2 separate regions of the Mus musculus genome follow, and region 2 is linked to region 1. A link is a contact called in ENCODE Hi-C data. All regions are on one chromosome and are shown on one strand. Each heading gives the region's core, a stretch centred on a gene start or an enhancer-like site at or near the end of the contact. The rest is flanking DNA. Distances are from core to core; before and after follow the strand shown.

Region 1 (3,036 bases), core at 443-2,942:
AGTTATAAGAAAGTACAGACACACCCCCTCCAAAACAAAACTTCCAAGACTGTATTTTCCTGAATGAACATCAAAACTCAACAGGTAAATAAAGGATGTGGATTCCTTCTTTTCCTTGTCTTCATTTTTACTTTTCCCCTTCAGTTTTATAACATATTTATTTCCAAAGGAAAAAACCCTCAATAGTTTAAATACGAGTCCAAAAGGGTTGCTGTAGGTCAGTGGCGAGCCATGATGCTGTCTTCGGCAGCTCACCGCCTCCCCTAAGGCCTCTTCCCATGAGGAGAGAGCTCTATGTCTCTTCCCATCTACGTTCCTTAACAGCGTGAGTCTGCACTTTGTTGTGAACGTGTTACTTTTCCATTTCTACATCATGAATTTCAGTCCAAAGCCAGTCCCATAACCCTAATAATTTCTACTTGGGCCAAACTGTCTGTATCTTTCATAAAATAGAAATTTATTGAGAGCTTCTATGGGCCAATCTTGTTTCACTAATCAGCCTTTGATTCCCTTGGATGTCAAAGGGGACACATACTACACTGTTGGTACAAATTTTTGACTCTTTATGGCACTTGGTAGGAATGGAGACTGCCATCCAAGCTGGGCCAGGCCCCGGCCAGCCTGGGAACCACCTTGGGGCAGAGGAGTCAGGGCTGTGGCAGGCAGCGGACCTAGGCAGAAAGGACACATGCCACCCAGGGAATTCCTTCTTTCTTAGTAAGGATAATGCTTTGACTTAAAAAAAACATCAATTTCCTGTATCTATTTAATTTGAGGGGACAAATTTACTTCACACTACATATGCATTCAAATTGTAGGTCCTTTTTAATTTTTCATACTCAGTAACTGGCTAAGCTGTGACCCAGACCTTCCAAATTAGTTTAATGTCAGTCCTGGCTACAAGCATGCTCCCTGTCCCTAAAAGCAAACCCGGTAGACAGCCTGTATTTGTAAACCAGGTATCTTATAAGACACACTTGAGACACATCCCATTTCCCCAGATGAGTCAAGTCAGCAGCAGAAAACCTCGACTCACTTTATAAAAAGAAGGGAGGAGAAAAGGCACCTTCTCTGGTGTAAACTGGTTTAGTGGACAGGCAGTGGGTATGGAGGAGAGACAGCAGCCCTTTCCCAGGCAGGTCCCAAGAGTGTTTGGGCATGGAGAAACACTTCCAGATGTGCACACACAGATGTGGATTAAACGTAGGATAGGCAGCTTTAGAGCTAACAGGTACAGCCACAGTGTGTCATCAGTACAGGTCCACACCTCTGACAACACACAGGCTTTCTGTTGGTATACCATTGTTCTTTCTTTCTTCTTCTTTTCCCCCCAAAGCCAAACATTAGCCTTGTCAGATCGTAACAGTCTTATAAGCCTGGTGTGGCCCTCACTGCTGCAAGACTGGGACAAAGAGATGATGTTACAGTCTGGTTTCTATGGCAACGGAGGAGGGGTAATGAAAACTGAAATGCAGGAAACACCCATTCTGACTATTGTGACATAATTCAGTTTCTTACAAGGAAGTAACTATCTAAGAAGCAGAAGTATCATTACCTGGCGGCTGCTGTTCACAAAAAGCTGTGCTGTGTATTTCTCTTAGCTGGTCTGTCTGTACAGAGGAAAGAAATAACACACACACACACACACACACACACACACACACACACACACACACACACACACAGAGTCCTCGCTTTCTGCATGTAAAATGTGTGTGTGTTCTTTAGAAGCCAGCGGTTGGCTGGTTTTCCGGACATGATGTGGTTGAAGCTGTCATCGTAATGGAAATTCACTGCTGTAGCTATGGTAAATCGAGTGTTCTGCCTGTACTGAATGCATTAGTCTAATGAGATGTTTGCAGCGGCGGCGAGCTGGGCTGCTGGCGACTAGCTGTGAGGCAGGCGTAGCACACGGGTGGAAGATAGCTTGTGCCATACTCGCAGTGTGTGTGCAGGAAGTCACCTGTCTTCTAAGCCACCACTCCAGACCTCAGCAAGCAACACCCTGGTCAGGGCTCTGTGACCAAGCTGTAGGTAAGGGAGACGCATGCTGGCGGGTGTGCTGTGGTACATTGTATGGCTCCTTCTCTTTGGGCTGGCGGCACAACAGGTTACCTGCTTTAGTTTATTTGGGAGGGTTTGCATGCCTGCCTCTCTGGCAATGCACGAGTGTCTGGTGCTAAAACTACTGAGCCCGGTGGGTAAACTTCGGATCCTAACATGCAAAATATAATGTTTGATTTTTTTTAACTATATATCAAAGGGAGATTTAAAGTAAAAACACAGTTTATAACCATTTTTGACATGTATACACTTAACCTCTCTTTAAGTCTATATGTAAATATGTGCAAATTTTTTATTATTTCAAACATGAATATGGTTTTTTTCCTAATAATAATTTTGTCTTATTTTGTATTATTAATTTAAAATTTGTAGTATGGATTAGGTTACAAATATTTACCTAAAATTGATTATTAAAATTGGCTGTGATATAAGCACTCATCAAAGCATTTGTTTTCAAATTGAATTTTATTTACTTGTGTTGAATGCTGCAGATGGGATATTTCATGTGTTTTTGTTGGTTGCTGATGTACCAGTCATAGATAAGGAGAGTATTAATTGTTTGCAAGTTCCTGCTATTAGTTTTTTTAGGAGGAAATAACTAACAGGTTAGTATGGAATGTTTGGAGTTTCCCCAAGTTCAAAGACAAAGTCACCTCCTCCCCTCACACAGTCCTATGTGACCCCAAATAGCTTCCACTCATTCTGCCTGCAGCCCCGGGTGTCGTCTACAGGTTGCTCTGCGGATGGACAGGACCAGTGGGTATGGCTGCTGAGTTAGCAGTTTTCACTCATCATTGATGCGCTTGAGTCTAAGTTCTTGCCGTTATTTTCGACAATAAGCCAGAGGTGGCGGCTTGCTGTGTTGTCTTTCTAGGGTCATGACATTTCTCAAGAGGGCTAGGACCATCAGCAGCTCTCTGAGAAATGGGGCTTTGTAGCTGGGATGCTTGAAAAGTGATCCAGATGTGGTTG
Region 2 (2,892 bases), core at 365-2,864, 34 kb after region 1:
CACAATGGAAAGCTCTATATGCCTTGCCCTTCACTCCCATTAGAGTCAATATTTATTTTTAATGCTGCCTGGGACACCAGCTGTTCTGCGGACAATGGCAGTATTGTTTCTTTTAGCTGGACTCTGGTCTTAGTTCCAGAGGCTCCTCCATCAAATGGCCTAGGTCATAGTCAGAACTAGTTTTTGTTTTTTGTTTTTCAACTAAAACTCTTAAATCTTTTTAGAAAAGATTTATTTATTTGTATTTATGTCTCTGGGTGTATTGGCTGTATGTATGTCGGTATACCCCATGCATGCCTGTTATCTACAGAGGCCAGAAGAGGGTGTCAGGTGGGCTGGGACTGAAGTTATGGTTGGTTGTGAACCCCCATGGGGGGACTGGGGATTGACCAAACCTAGGTACTCTTGAAGAGCAACAAATGATCAAGAAGACCCCTGAGCCATCTCTCCGGCCCCACTACATCTTCTTCACACTGGAAGTCTCTCCTGTCTTGGCTCTGTTGGACATCTTGGGACGGTAGGGTATCTTTGAGTTTCCCTCAGTTAATTTTGTCTCCACATATAAAACATTTTTGAATCCCAGCTCTGTGATCTGTAGCACTGGACACCTCTCCCAAGCTCATTATTTGGCACGTCTGCCTTCCAAACCTTCATCCCTGTTCCCAGAAGCTGACAACTAAACCAGAAACCAGAAGCTTGTGGCTAGAGGCAACCTGTAGAGCTGTGATGTCACCCAAATTGGGTGTGGCTCATTAGTCGTGAACTCTACCCTACTGCATCTTCCTCCTGCTCATATGCTACTTAATATCTGTCTCGGAAACTTCTGAGACAGCTTGTCAAATGCTGGGCAGCTGTCAACAGTCTGGGGTTAATTCATGCTTCCGACCTCCATGTAACTACCCTGTTCTTTCTCTCAAGTAAATCTTAATTGGTTAACCCTTAAACTAGAAGGGGGTTAGTCCTTCTGGAGCCAGTGACACATTATAAACAAAGGCATCATCTTCTAGCAGTGTTTGTCATGGATCTGTTGGTAGTTCTGAAACGATTAATTGTCACACACAGAGTCCAGTTTGCTTTGAAGTTGGGAGAAAATGTGCTTTCCTTTTTCTTCTCCTGATTTCCCAGAAAACTCCCCAGACCTATTCACAGACTCTTGCTGTACCCCAGAGCTCATTTTGTCTGAGGCTAGCAAAATCTGACTTCACAAGTCCCTGAGCTGTGATGACTGTCTCCACCTGGACCTAGGACCCTTCATACTGTCTCACCTCTTGTCCCCTCATGTCTGGTCCCCACTCTTGTCTCCTCATGTCCAGTCCCCATTCTTGTCCCCTCATGTCCAGTCCCCACTATTGTCTCCTTGTGTCCGGTCTCCACTCTTGTCCCATCATGTCCGGTCCCCACTATTGTCCCCTAGTGTCCGGTCCCCACTATTGTCCCCTCATGTCTGGTCCCAACTCTTGTCCCCTCGTGTCCAGTCCCCACTCTTGTCCCCTCGTGTCTGGTTTCCACTCTTGTCCCCTCGTGTCCGGTCCCTACCTCTTGCTTCCCATCCCGTCCTGTGTCCTGCTGCTTCTCGTCTGTTTCTTACTAGACAGAAACAAGACAGCTCCTGAGTAGTTCCAGTGCCGTCTGGTTGGCTAATTTCCCAGGCTCCTGAAGGAGCAGGCTAAGTCCATCTTTGTTTCTGGCTTCTGGCACCTTTTGCTCTTCCAGGCTGTCTTTCCAGCTCTTACTGGAAGGACAGAGTCTCTTCCTTAAACAACCATGTGGGTGTATCTTTCTGTCTGCAGGAAGGCTTGCCCAGTTGCCTCACACAACCTCAGAGTGCCCCACGAATGCCTAAGTGTCCAGTGAATATTCATATAGATATGGGCTTTCAGAAAGCAAACTCATGAAGAACAGACTCAGTTGAGGCTACCCTGAGACCTTTGAGAGAGGAGACCTGCACTACTCCCAAGCCCTGCTTGTCGACTCCACCACCCTGGGAAGCACACTGGACAAAGGAGTCATTGTCTTGTCCTCTATTGACCTTTCCTTTGGCAACTAAGAATGGAAGCCTGCAGCTGTGTCATGCTCTGCCACCCCCTCACCCCCACCGCTGTCAGTGTTGGTTAAGGACCTGCTCACAGCCTGACCTGGAGAAGTCACATCATTTTCATCCAGCTCAGACATGGCACGTGAGGTGGTGGCAGTTATATCCTCCAGTTGTCTTAAGCTGAGTTTGATGGTCCCAGAACAGGAGCCTTCTTAGCTCTGCTGTAAACGTTTGACAGGCTTGCTCCGTATGCTAGGGGCTTCTCATAGTGCTGGCCTCAGAGTCTCACCGTGAGAACTGAATGGAGAAAGATTAGCATGTGTGTGTTCATCCTCTCTCTGTTGCCTTGTTGGTGCTGTGGACTCAGTCCTGTATGTGACTGTTCACCAAGGACAGTCCCCACGCCATGAAGGTCATGGTCAAGGGCCGGGGGAGTAGATAGCCTATCAACAGCAGGGCGCTCTGAGGGAAGGAGCCACTCCCACAGAGTCTGTGGCAGGCGTAGTCCTCACTCATACTGTCATTTTGGCTACTGGCCACTATCCAGTGTGTCCTGAGGTCACGCAGGGTCTGTTTCTCTTCAGGTGACCTGTGGGTGTGATCCAGACTCACCATCACAGAGAGAAGCTGTGCTAGTGATGGGGTGGTCAAGCAGTGGGCTGTGCTGGGTTTGCACACCCAAATATGTCAGTAGGACTCACTGGACATGTAGGGGTGCTCTGCCTTCCTCAGGGGACCCCTGAGGGTCTCCGTGTTGTAATTATAAAAAGATAAATAAATATAAGAATTTGTTCTGTGGGGGTGTAGTGAGGTGTGGAGGAAGGGGATGCCTCAGCGGGCCCATGCCAAGGCATCCC

What was found. Hi-C counts contacts between places; a loop is a spot of excess contacts on that map.
Region 2: a map of v-Abl transformed pro-B cells shows a loop between it and region 1 (2.3-fold over the local background). The contact joins the enhancer-like site here to the promoter of Scml4 in region 1. A Hi-C loop is called at or near these places in 6 of 37 maps with a recorded cell type or tissue (T-helper 1 cell, T-helper 17 cell, mature B cell and 2 more).

Annotation. Positions count from the first base shown.
Region 1 is chr10:42,858,820-42,861,855 of GRCm38, forward strand. Scml4 (Scm polycomb group protein like 4) reads left to right here and starts at 1,693. Exons shown (of 9, transcript NM_172938.3): 1 at 1,693-2,034.
Region 2 is chr10:42,892,422-42,895,313 of GRCm38, forward strand. The region is part of intron 1 of Scml4 (Scm polycomb group protein like 4); the gene reads left to right. Among named protein-coding and RNA genes, the nearest start is that of Gm34006, 25 kb to the left of the region's middle. Within about 2 kb of position 1,615, at least 1 of the 3 ENCODE cell types and tissues checked has a DNase peak (open chromatin) inside an H3K27ac peak, as active enhancers do.